Regions from separate parts of the Homo sapiens genome. Here region 1 is linked to region 2. A link is a contact called in ENCODE Hi-C or POLR2A ChIA-PET data. All regions are on one chromosome and are shown on one strand. The core of a region is the stretch at or near the end of the contact, and the rest is flanking DNA. Distances in the headings are between cores, read along the strand shown. Region 1 has its middle 50 kb from the start of WDR17. Region 2 overlaps LOC124900817 (a long non-coding RNA gene).

Region 1 (6,827 bases), core at 4,241-6,740, 490 kb after region 2:
AGATATCAGGGGGCTGAGGCGGGGGATCACTTGAGCCCAGCAGGTTGAGGCTGCAGTGAGCTATGATCCTGCCAGCCTGGGCAATAGAGCAAAACCCTGTCTCAAAAAAAAAAAAAAAAAAAATTAAGGTAAGTGTGGCCAGGGTTGAGGACCACAAGTGTAGTTAAAGGTGCCTAAGGGGTACATTGCTGCAGGATGGCTTTACATGAAAGTCCAAGATTAGCAGATATATTTTACAATATTAGACAAAAGTTCAGATTAAAAATTTCCCACCAACGCATTTATCTTTAGCTATAGCATTTATCTTTAGCTATAGCAATTATTTCACGTATTAGTGCATGAAATAGTGGTCTGTAATTTATAGGACTCAATATACAAAAGAATAGTGGTAGCTTGAAAGGAATATCAGAGATGTTAAATTGTTAACCATTTATTTTGAAAACATATAAGAGCATTTTTATTAGCTTTTGCTAATGCTCTTACATCTTTTCCAATTAGAGATGTACGAAGAGTAGAGGATATTAGAAACTTGATTTTAAAAGCAATTGTGGAAACCTCAAAAAGAAATTAATATCATTAATAAAAACCATAAGGATTTCATTTACTTAGAGGTGATTTTATTAATACTGTTTAATGAAGGAGAAGGCTACAAATCCCTCTGTATTAAAAAAAAAAGTTACAAATCCAGTGAAAGCATCAATCTGCTTTTACATCATTTGAAAACGTCTTCATGGATGCAGATGTTGGAAAACTCTTTTCCCAGTTGGCAGTCTGTGTTCTTTTATACATATATATATGTATAATATATATATATGTATAATATATATATGTATAAGTATAATATATATATATTATATGAAGTATTATATATTATACTTTAAGTTTTAGGGTACATGTGCACAATGTGCAGGTTTGTTACATATGTATACATGTGCCATGTTGGTGTGCTGCACCCATTAACTTGTCATTTACATTAGGTATATCTCCTAATGCTATCCCTCCGCCATCCTTCCACCCCACAACAGGCCCCGGTGTGTGATGTTCTCCTTCCTGTGTCCAAATGTTCTCATTGTTCAATTCCCAATGCTCACTATCACTGGCCATCAGAGAAATGCAAATCAAAACCACAATGAGATACCATCTCACACCAGTTAGAATGGCAATCATTAAAAAGTTAGGAAACAACAGGTGCTGGAGAGGATGTGGAGAAATAGGAACACTTTTACACTGTTGGTGGGACTGTAAACTAGTTCAACCATTGTGGAAGACAGTGTGGCAATTCCTCAGGGATCTAGAACTAGAAATACCATTTGACCCAGCCATCCCATTACTGGGTATATACCCAAAGGATTATAAACCATGCTGCTACAAAGACACATGCACACATATGTTTATTGCAGCACTATTCACAATAGCAAAGACTTGGAACCAAACCCAAATGTCCATCAATGATAGAATGGATTAAGAAAATGTGGCACATATACACCATGGAATACTATGCAACCATAAAAAAGGATGAGTTCATGTCCTTTGTAGGGACATGGATGAAGCTGGAAACCATCATTCTCAGCAAACTATCGCAAGGGCTGTCTGTGTTCTATAATCAATGTATTTGAAGAGGTGCTAATGTTCTTGAGAAAGAAGAAAAGGATTTCCTACTACTTCTTTTTCATCATTGAACACATATCTGAGCTTTGTCTTTAAACCAAGTAATTCAATACAAAACTACTGGTGGTTATCTGAAAGCCCTAAAGCTTAGCACGTGTATATTTTAGTGATGTTTATGATCATATAATATCTTGCCAATGTGCAAAAAGTGTAAAACTGGAAAATTCTTGTCTCATGCATACACCTCTACAGATTCATGCCAATTCACCTACTATTAAGGAGACCAGTGAGTACTCATTCTTACCATCACAGAAACTTAAGTGACAATTGTTTCTAGTGAAACAATACTTACATATGCAGCTTCTATGTGGTCTACTTTAAATGTATAATCCTGTTTAATATTTAATCATTAAGATATGCTAAATAATAATAATTAAAATATGAGTCTTAAGTCACAGACTGGGAGAAAATATTTGCAAAAACTATTTGATAAATGACTGTTAGTCAAAATAAACAAAGAACTTTAAAAACTCAACCATAAGAAAAACAACCTGATTTACAAAAGGCAAAAGATTTGAACAGACACCTAATCAGAGATAATAATAATATATGAAATGAGAATATGAAAAGATGTTCCACATCGTTATGTCATTAGAGAATTGGAAATTAAAACAACAATGAGACAATTCTACACAACTGTGAGATGGCAAAAATCCAAAATACTGATAAGAATGTGGAGACACTGGAGCTTCTCACGCACTGCTAGTTGAAAGACAATTTGGCACTTTCTTATAAAACTAAACATGCTCTTACCATAAAATCCAGCAGTCTCACTCCCTGTTATTTACGTAAATAAGTTGAAAACTTATATGCACACAAAAACCTGCATACGGATGATTATAGCAGCTTTATTCATAATTGTCTAAACTTGGATGCAACCAAGATGTCCTTCAGTAGGTGAATGGATAAACTATGGTGCATTTAAACAATTAAATAGTATTTAGGACTGAAAAGAAATGAGCTATCTAGGCATGAAAAGACATGGAGGAACCATAAATACATATTACTAAGTGTAAGGAGCCAATACTGTATGATTTTAACTATAAGGCTACACAGTGTATGATTAAAACTATATAACATTCTGGAAAAGGCAAAACTATGGAGTTGGTAAAAGGATCTGTGGTTGCCAAGAGTTAGTGGGGAGGGAGGAAGGAATAAGTGGAGCACAGAAGATTTTTAGAGCAATGAAACTATTCTGCATACTATGATGGTGGGTACAAGTCATTTATGCACTTGTCCAAACCCATAGACCATGTAACACCAAGAGTGAACCACAGTGTAAGCCATGGACTTTGGAAGATAATGATGTGTCAATGTAGGTTCATTGATTGTAACTAATGAACTGTTTTTATGGGGAATGTTGATAGTGGAGGAGCCTATGCATGTGTTGGGTAGGGGGATATGGAAACTCTCCATATCTTCCATTCGGTTTTGCTGAGAACCTAAACTACTATTTTAAATAGTCTATAAAGTGCAAGAAAGAAAGAGACAGAGAGAGAGGAGAAAGAGAAGGAAAGAAAGAAGTAAAAGAAAGAAAGAAAGAAAGAAGAAAAAAGAAAAAAGAAAAAGAGAAACTTGCTTTCTCAACTGACAGTTGCAACCTCTACATTTGAAAATACTGACATGAACAAAATGAATCATCTATCTCATGGAAGGGAGGAATTTTCTCCAAAGAAAGGCAAAGCTTTAAATAAGAAATGAGAGTATGATGGAAGCTATCTTCCCCTCAGCTTTAAAAATCCTAATAATGTATACCTAAGTATATCTGATTGTGTCCTATGCAATGGAACATTTTTGTATAGTATCATGATGTCAGCTAAGTTGTGACGTCATTTTGAGACCAACCATTCAGAGTTTTTAAAAAAGAAATTATAAATTTTAGGCTGGGCACAGTGGCTCATGCTTGTAATCCCAACACTGGGAGGCCAAGGTGGGCAGATCACCTGAGGTTAGGAGTTTGAGACCAGCCTGACCAACATGGTGAAACCCCGTCTCTACCAAGAATACAAAATTAGCCGGGCATGTTGGGGCATGCCTGTAATCCCAGGCTACTCAGGAAGCTGAGAGAGGAGAATTGCTTGAACCCAGGAAGCAGAGGTTGCAGTGAGCTGAGATCACACTATTGCCCTCCAGCCTGGGCAACAAGAGCAAAACTCCGTCTCAAAAAAAAAAAAAAGAAAGAAAGAAAGAAAGAAAGAAAGAAATTATATATTTTAAATGTAGATACTATGAGCTCTTTAAAAGCCAAAGTTTATTGTAAGTTCCAAACTAGGAATGAAAAAGTCACTGAAACACTCTGCAGGTTTTAAATTCTAACGAGGTAAATATTGATCAATATAACTCAGATTAAAAGCTTTTTAGGAACACCTCAACCCCCCTCTTAAGAGAAATGTGTTCCAAAACCAAAATGTAAGAAAACCACTCTGGATTATCCTTACCAGTGATAGTTCATTTCTTGCTATAACCTGCATAAGGAGCTATTTTTATGAAATTCTAAGAACCTACAACTTCTGGGTCTAAACTTTGGTGCTTCCAGCTCAGGAAGCTGGTTTTCCATGACCTGAGAGACTTTGACCAAAGTTAACTTTTTATCTCTTTGGCTTTTTTTCTCTTTTGCTTGTTTTAAATTTTTCTTCTATACTGTTTTTTTCTGTTCCTCATTTTTTATTATTTTCTTACTTTCTTTTTTCTCACTGCCCTTTTTCATTTTTATTTTTCTCATTTTTATTATTCAGTCTTTTTCTCATTTTTCTTTTCTTAATTTCTCTCATTTTTTTGTTTAGTTATTGTTAATTTCTGGTACTTTTTATTTTTGTTTGGTGTTGTGTTTTGATTCCTCTCAATGACCAGTTCATTGGGTAGACTCTGGGCCTGAGTTTCTGTTGATGCGATTTGGACCAAGCTTCTCACCAGCTTTTCCCAATTGTAAGCTGACTTTGTGACAACTTGCCTATAAGCCCAACATGCTGCAGTGCCTCTCAGCCATCTCTATTCAGGAAGAGACCCATAATGGCAACGACTGGCTCCTTAGTCGACTGGCTCCATCAGTGGGGGTAACTTCACCAAGGTGAAATTGGTGTGGCACATTTTCACTGGGAAAGAGGTGGCTGCAAAGACCATCAGTAAGACTCAGCAGAACTCCCCCAGCCTCCTGTGACTGTTCCAGAAAAACCAAATCAAGAAGGCCTTGAATCAACCCACCATAGTGAAATTATCTGAAGTGATTGACATTAAGAAAATCCTCTACAGTATTGTGGAGTATGTTGGTGGAGGAGGGGGTGTTCCATTACCTGGTGGCTGATGGCAGCATGAAAGAGAAAAAAGCACAAGGCGAATTTTGCCATGAAGTGCCTATTGTGCAGTGTTACCACCAGAGGTGTATGGTCCTTAGAGACCTGTGGGCAGAACATCTGCACAGCTGACATTGTAGGCTAGCTTCACAACAAATTCACCTTTGGCAACAAGCTAGCTGCCCTCTGTGGCAGCCCTCTTTATATTGCCCCACAGCTCTTCCAGGGCCCAAAGTACAACAGCTGCTAGTGAATGAGTAAAGACTGGCAGTTATCCTCTATCGGCTGCTCAGTGTGCCCCTGCTGCCTTGTGATAGACAGAACTTCAAGGAGTTGCCAGAGTAGATATTGAGAAGAATATCTGGTATTTCTTGCTATATGCCCATGGAGTGTGAAAACCTGCTCAAGAAATTTCTTGTCCTCAACTCTCGCAGGAGAGGCACTTTAGAGGAAATCATGAAGCATCCGTGGATGAACATGGACCACGAGGAGGAACTGAAATCTAAACTCTTACATTGACCACTTCCTGCTTTTAAGAATCCCTGACAGACTGAGATAATGCCCATGGCTTATACGTGCGAAGAGATTCAGAGCTTGTTAATGGGTCAGAATTATGCCAAAGCAATGACCATCCATCTGCTCCTGGGCTACGAGAGATCTGAGATGGAGCACTACCCCATTATCCTCAAGCCTCGGCTTCAGCTCATCCCACCAACAGCTGTACTCCTTCCTCACTTGCAAGGTATAGCATGAGATCTCTGCCACCTCAAAGCGGCAGAGTTTCAATGAGCCTGCCATTCCCACCTTTAATTCTCACTCTAAGAATAGCAAAGACATGGAAGCAGCCTAGATGCTCATCAGTGGTGAATAGGTTAAATAAAATGTGCTACATATACACTAGAATACTATGCAGCCGCAAAAAATGAAATCATGTCCTTTACAGCAACATGGATACAGCTGGAGGCCATTATACTAGGCAAATTAATGCAGGAACAGAAGACCAAGTATCACATGTTGTCACTTGTAAGTGAGAGCTAAGCATTGGGTACACATGGACATAAAGATGGGTATAGTAGACAGGTACTAGACGGGAAAGGGCTGAAAAAAAATATATATATTATATATTTATATGTATAATGTTTATATATATAGTAGACATATATTAGAGGCAAAAGGGCTGAAAGCCATCTATTGGGTACTGTGCTCACTACCTGGACAACAGGATCATTCATAGCCCAGACCTCAGCATCACACAATATACCGGTGTAACACGCCTGCACATGTACTCCTGAATCTAAAATAAAAGTTGAATTTATTTAAAAAGTCCCCTTATGACCCCTTCTGTGGGGCACTGAACCACTTGTGATCTGCTGCTACCCAATCCATGAATCACTGAATATTCACATGAACTCATTAAATTTTTTCAAAAATGTAGTCAGAGTGCCACAAGAATTCAGTGGTCCGGGCAGAACCAGGAGTCAGAGTGGAAGGCCAGTGGCTCTGTGAAAGTGCCTGCTGGTCACCTAATCTGCCTAGAGGTGAAGACCACCTCCTTACAGCATAGCCCTCCAGTATGGCCCTGTGGCCTCCCTCTCTACCCACAATGCTGGCAGCATTGGTGGAGCCCAAGTTGAAACTGATTTCCTCCAGGGTCTCTCCTCCAGATGAAAATCCCTTCACTCTGGGCAGTTCGGAAAGGTGCACAACCAGCAAAATATGCTTGAGGATGAGACCCCCAGCCTCTTCTGATAACAGCCAGACCCTGCAGTGGGGCACTGGGAGGTTCCTCACCATTGATCTGCAGATATGTATGTTTCCAGTTGGCCAGAAACATAACAGCATAAAGCTGAAAGCAGTGCATATCAGACA
Region 2 (5,968 bases), core at 1,551-4,050:
AGGTCTGGTACTGAGATTAGCCTGATTGACTTTCTGGCTTTGATTCAATAATCTATTATCTCATTTTGAAATGAAATAAGTCTGGTAACAAATAGTCATTGTATCATGTGTTATGCAGGCACAATCAAAGAAAGATATGTTCATTTACCTACCACATCACCTGGCAAAACAAAATACTGAAGCAAGATAGATTGTACTATTGTTTTTACTCATTAAGCTTCATTCTATACTAAGTGTCTGTGCATCCAGGTTTTAGGAAGTGCAGACTTTGTCTGAGAATGTTACTTAGATACAAGGTGATTTCCTTTACATTATGGCACACCCTAGAAAACCATGACGCTTTGGAAAATGCTTACCTATAAGTTGCAGGAGTAAAATTTACTCTTTTTTTTTTTTTTCAAAAATAAAGACAGATATACACTGAAAAGTTGCAGGAGTAAGATTTACTCTTTTTTTTTTTCAAAAAATAAAGATGGAAATACACTGAAATAAATTAAAATATTACAGTTTTTTTGTCTTTTACAAGACTCAAACTAATATAGCACACGAACAATCATGATGCCTGTATTTAAATAATGGATACTTTAGCAAATAATTTTAAAGTTAAAGCAAAGTTATTTCTATATCTCCGGCTTCCCATCACCTGCAAGATAAAGTCAGACCTCCTTCCTATGACATCGGTGCTTGTGTTTCTTTTCAACAACCCTTCTCAATATTTTTGCCCCTCTGGGCATGCAAAGCACTCCAAACCCTCCATCCCGTGTCAGGCATCTTCTACGACAGGACTGGCTTCTACTGCCCCCCACTCAGAATCTAAGTCAGTTTTTAAGAAGAAACTGCCTTTCCTAAGGAAGAAAAGCATATGAGTGGAAGCAGAAGTAATTAAGAAATAGAAGTACATGTGGAGAAATAATTCGCATACGCTTTAGTTGGAAACTAAATGGCAAAACTCAAAGGCGTTTAATTTGATTTTAGCAAATTTTATTTTATGTCATTTTCTTAATCAGAAAAATTTGATACCTGGATATATAGTGTTATAAAAATCAAATTATGTAGCATAACCTAAGGCTTGGTGAACTCAGAGCGACTATTTTTCACATATATAGAAAACTGTTGCCTTTTTATGTATTGCAAATGTAGGTAGACAATTAAGTGTTCACCCCATGTATAGTTAGATTAGTTTGCTAAATTTAGTGTAAAATAATGTCACTTATTTGGAGATGATTGGGTTTTCCTGGTGGTAATTTTCAGTAAACTGTTAGACCAAGGTATAAGTCTAACCAGATGATTGGATTGACAGTGTTGAATCTCAGGCTTTTATTTTCTGGTAATGGTCTTGGAAATGAAGAATATTCCACAAATTCTGTCAGGAAAATTTGTAGCAGATTGATACCTTTACATGGCATGTTTTTATAATCATAGTCTCACACAGCTGCTATAAAAGTGAGGCAGCTCACCGTTTTATGTCTTTCTAGCCCATTTAAGCCATTTTCAAAACTCAAGTAACTGAATTTCATTCAAAATATACAATGTGTTACCAGAAAATCTTATTTATTCAGATATATTGTTGTATGACAACTTAGTAGGTGAGGATAGGCAAGCCTATATTTTCCATAAAAACCATTGAACAAAATAGAAAAGTAATTGATTTTTATTTTTGACTTTTACATTTAAGATAATTTATTTCACAGTCATTTAAGTTTTCATTGATACTTACCAGCTGAGAAAGCTGCCCCAAAGTAAGTGCTGCAAAGTTTTGCTACAGAAGTACTTCAATTAAATCCAACTAGACTTTATGGAGCAACTGTTTTGTGCTGAGCCCAGCGCAGGATACTCTGGAACAATACTAGAAAAATCACAAGCCTGGCTCCCACCCTCAAAGATTTGTTATCTAATTGGAAAGGCAAAAACATATATATGTAGCTGGGCATGGTGGCTCACACCTATAATCTCAGCACTTTGGGAGGCCGAGGTGGGCGGATCACCCGAGATCAGGAGTTCAAGACCAGCCTGGCCAACCTGGTGGAACCCCGTCTCTACTAAAAATACAAAAATTAGCTGGGTGTGGTGGTGGGTGTCTGTAATCCCAGCTACTCGAGTGGCTGAGGCAGGAGAATCGCTTGAACCCGGACAGCAGAGGTTGCAGTGAGCCACGATAGCCCCAGTGCAGTCCAGCCTAGGCAAAAATGAAATAAATTAAAAAATATATGTATATGTATACATATATATATGTGTGTGTGTGTGTGTGTGTGTGTGTGTGTGATTATATTTTATATGTTTTATGTATTCGGCACCACGTATGCTGCTGTAACATAAATTCATGTAATGCTATGCTTCAATGGAGGGTAAATGGACAGGAATTAATTTAAACCTGGGGGAATTGTTAACCGAAGAAAAGAGAGTTATGATTATTAAAAATATAAACCATAAAATAAAGTGCTCTATTTTTCAAAATTATAAGAGATTAGTCAAAACCAAAATAAAACTAGTCAAGAAAATGGCATGGCAGCTCCAGAAATTAAGAACATGCCACCAAAATAAATTTGTATATGTCAGCACATGAGGGTAAAATTATGGGTGTAATAAAATCATGCATTACTGATCTTGAGATGGGTAAATCTGAAAAATATATACGATCTTAACTATTAGGAGAAAGAAAGTTTATTGTGGAAAACAAAACACGGAGGATTGCATCATTTTACTATGCTATGATTTGCACTCATAAAACATGCTGAAAAAATGTTGCTTCTCTTAAAAATCCCTTTGTTTCCACCCACTAAGTAAGAATGTCATATTTCAGTGACTTTATTTGATGAGTCAGAATGAGATGTCCTATAAATGATTGTTTTTAGAAAAAGAGGCAAAAGAACACCCAGAGATCCTAGTTGTTTGGAGAATTGAAAAGATGTTATAGAAGGGAAAGAAATATATGGCCAAATACAGACTTATTAAATCAGAAAATTCAGAGTTTTCAACTTAGACTCATGGGTATAATAATAATAATGTCTATTATTATTCTCATATATATGATTCTAATATTCTATTACATATTTACTATTTTTTCTATAATATACAATTTATAAGATTTATGTCAGGAAATAATTTTAATGAATAATGAATTAATACATTTAATCCTAAATATTATTATATTAACATTGTATATTAATCTAGTTAATCAGTAATATATTATTTTATCATTATGAATGTATACTATCTACACTGTAACTCTCTGAGATAAGTCTTACACTTACCCCATTTACAGTGAGGGAATGAAGCCTAGAAATGAGAAGCGAAGTGCCCAAGGTTACACAGCTGGTGAGTGGTGGAGCTGGGATTGGAATCCAGGCAATCTGGCTCCAGAAAATGTGCTTTTAACACGTGCAGTCTCTCTCTCTGCACAGCAAACAGTCTCTGATAAAATGATCATTCTCACCAGCTTGCATCATGAAGTCAATGATACTCATGCCCTTCCTCTTACCGGAACTGTGGGCCCAACCCCGTTTATCACCAATTGACATCTATTTATTTTTCATATCTCAGGTCAAGTTTCATGTCAGGCATTCCCCAAACCCTGGTCTAAGCCTCTTTCCTCTGTTATATTTTACATAGTCAATTATTTTTCCTCAGAACACAGATCAGCTCATAGTAAGTCATGTGATCATTTGAATAATGTCTGTCTTCAACTCCAGATTCCATGATCCACTTGTGTAGCTCCTACCAACATAACTGTTACATAGTAGGAATCCCAAAGTATTTGTTCAATAAATCAATGGAAGAATAAATAAATAATACATAGATTAAACAGAGTAACTGAGCATACTTAAGTCCACTCATTCTTTAAAGTTTTGTAACTTTTCCAGGATGCTCTCTGTGGTTTCCCCAGTTGGAATCGATCATGTGGTCTCTCCTGAGCCCTCATTGCCCTTGTACCTGTATTTCCATTGTTCTCAGAGTCTGCTTTCTAGGACCTTTAATTCATCCATGTCCACCTCCCTTACAATAATATAAACCTCTGGAAGTCATGAGTGATGTCTTACTTGCCTTTCCGTTTTCCACAATGTCTACCTGGTATATTGAACACCAAAAATACTGAGATTTTTACTGAACTGAATTAGATAAGACTGAATTAGCATTACATGGTACCCTTCCTGTTTAATCTATCCCTTTTGGAGCCCAGACTTGGAAAGAGCTATGCTGGAGTGCCTAGAAAGAACTTTGTGCTTTGTTATAGCCAATTCAAAACAATGAAGTTCTGAATGTGCTTTGCCTGCACATGCTGTTCTACCATGTCAAATGTCCCATTTAACAGGGAAAATCTCTAAGGAAAAAGTGTTCAGATATGCAGACTAAATGCACTGTCTTATGTCTCTAAAATACAAACCACATGCTTTTTATGTTCTAACAGACTCTGGACTCCATCAGCAACTTTCAATACAGTGAACTTACAGTACCCTCAGTTTTGGAATTTAAAATTCATTGTTGCTCATATGCATGTCTTGATCCATACTAGGATTTCTGCTTTCCCAGGAGCGATGAAGGGGTTTCATGATTAATCTACACCTTCTCACCTCATCCCTTTGTGGGTAAAAGCATCTGGGAGATAACCATTTAGTTGTGCCTGTAGCCTGTGGCCATGGAACAAAAGTACCATCTACTGTTCCGCTTGCAGGCAGAGGCCAAACCCACCCCCTGGGTCTCATTAGCACCCATGTCCTTAACAACTGGACCAACCCATCCACACTTAGTTTATTCTGCTATCCACACAAAATACCACGTTAGAACATAAGCTCCTTGAAATCCCAAAAGGAGGCTGGAAATGATTGGCAGACCCTAATTGAAAACTACAATTTGAAATTATGGAATTAAGATAGCAAATGGTATGCCACATGCTGTTAAAAGTAGTGTTTTCAAAAGATAACTTCTTTTTCATTTTAATATCTAATTGCATAACATCAAAAATGAAAGTGGCTTGGTCATTGAATGCCTACTATCCAAGGAGCCAAGGACCACAGCCTGCACTAAGTCCCTTGTTGTTTCAGAGCCTTTTGGATGGAATCCACTGGTGGATTCGTCCTCAAGTGCTATGACAGAGAGAATTTCATCCCATTCATTTCATTGCGATCTGTGATCCCATATTCTTTTTTTTTTTTTAGATTTTTATTTATTTTTCTTCTCTATTACATTTTTTTTTATTATTATACTTTAAGTTCTGGGAAACATGTGCAGAATGTGCAGGCATAGGTATACACATGCCATGGTGGTTTGCTGCACCCATCAACCTATCATCTACATTAAGTATTTCTCCTAATGCTATCCCTCCCCTAGCCCCGATCCCCTTACAGGCCCTGGTGTGTGATGTTCACCTCTCTGTGTCCATGTGTTCTCATTGTTCAACTCTCACTTATGAGTGACAACATGCAGTGTTTGGTTTTCTGTTCTTATGTTAGTTTGCTGAGAATGGTGGTTTCCAGTTTTATCCATGTCCCTGCAAAGGAAATAAACTCATCCTTTTTCAAGGCTACATAGTATTCCATGGTATATATGTGCCACATTTTCTTTATCCAGTCTGTCATTGATGTGCATTTGGGTTGGTTCCAAGTCTTTGCTATTGTGAACAGTGCTGCAATAAACGTATGTGTGCATATATGTCTTTACAGTAGAATGATTTCTAATCCTTTGGGTATATACCCAGAAATTAGATTGCTGGGTCAAATGGTATTTCTGCTTCTAGATCCTTGAGGAATCACCACACTGTCTTCCACAATGGTTAAATTAATTTATACTCCTACCAGCAGCACAAAAGTATTCCTATTTCTCCACATCCTCTCCAGCATCTGTTGTTTCTTGTCTTTTTAATGATTGCCCTTCTAACTGGAGTGAAATGGTATCTCATTGTGGTTTTGATTTGCATTTCTCTAATGACCAGTGATGATGACCGTTTTTTCATGTTTGTTGGCTGCATAAATGT

What was found. A loop is a pair of places that touch in the nucleus more often than their neighbours do. ChIA-PET counts read pairs that join two places held with the same protein, here RNA polymerase II (POLR2A). Pooled maps may share reads with other maps.
Region 1: a loop to region 2 is called in a pooled map, with 2.4 times the contacts of the local background. The contact joins two enhancer-like sites. A Hi-C loop is called at or near these places in 2 of 37 single-sample maps with no recorded cell type and 4 of 50 pooled maps. POLR2A ChIA-PET finds 5 or more read pairs at or near these places in 1 of 52 experiments (CD4-positive, alpha-beta T cell).

The regions. Positions count from the first base shown.
Region 1 is chr4:176,012,299-176,019,125 of GRCh38, reverse strand. It overlaps the pseudogene MARK2P4. Among named protein-coding and RNA genes, the nearest start is that of WDR17, 50 kb to the left of the region's middle. Within about 2 kb of position 5,490, at least 2 of the 41 ENCODE cell types and tissues checked have a DNase peak (open chromatin) inside an H3K27ac peak, as active enhancers do.
Region 2 is chr4:176,496,508-176,502,475 of GRCh38, reverse strand. The region is part of intron 2 of LOC124900817 (a long non-coding RNA gene); the gene reads right to left. Among named protein-coding and RNA genes, the nearest start is that of HAFML, 150 kb to the left of the region's middle. Within about 2 kb of position 2,800, at least 2 of the 41 ENCODE cell types and tissues checked have a DNase peak (open chromatin) inside an H3K27ac peak, as active enhancers do.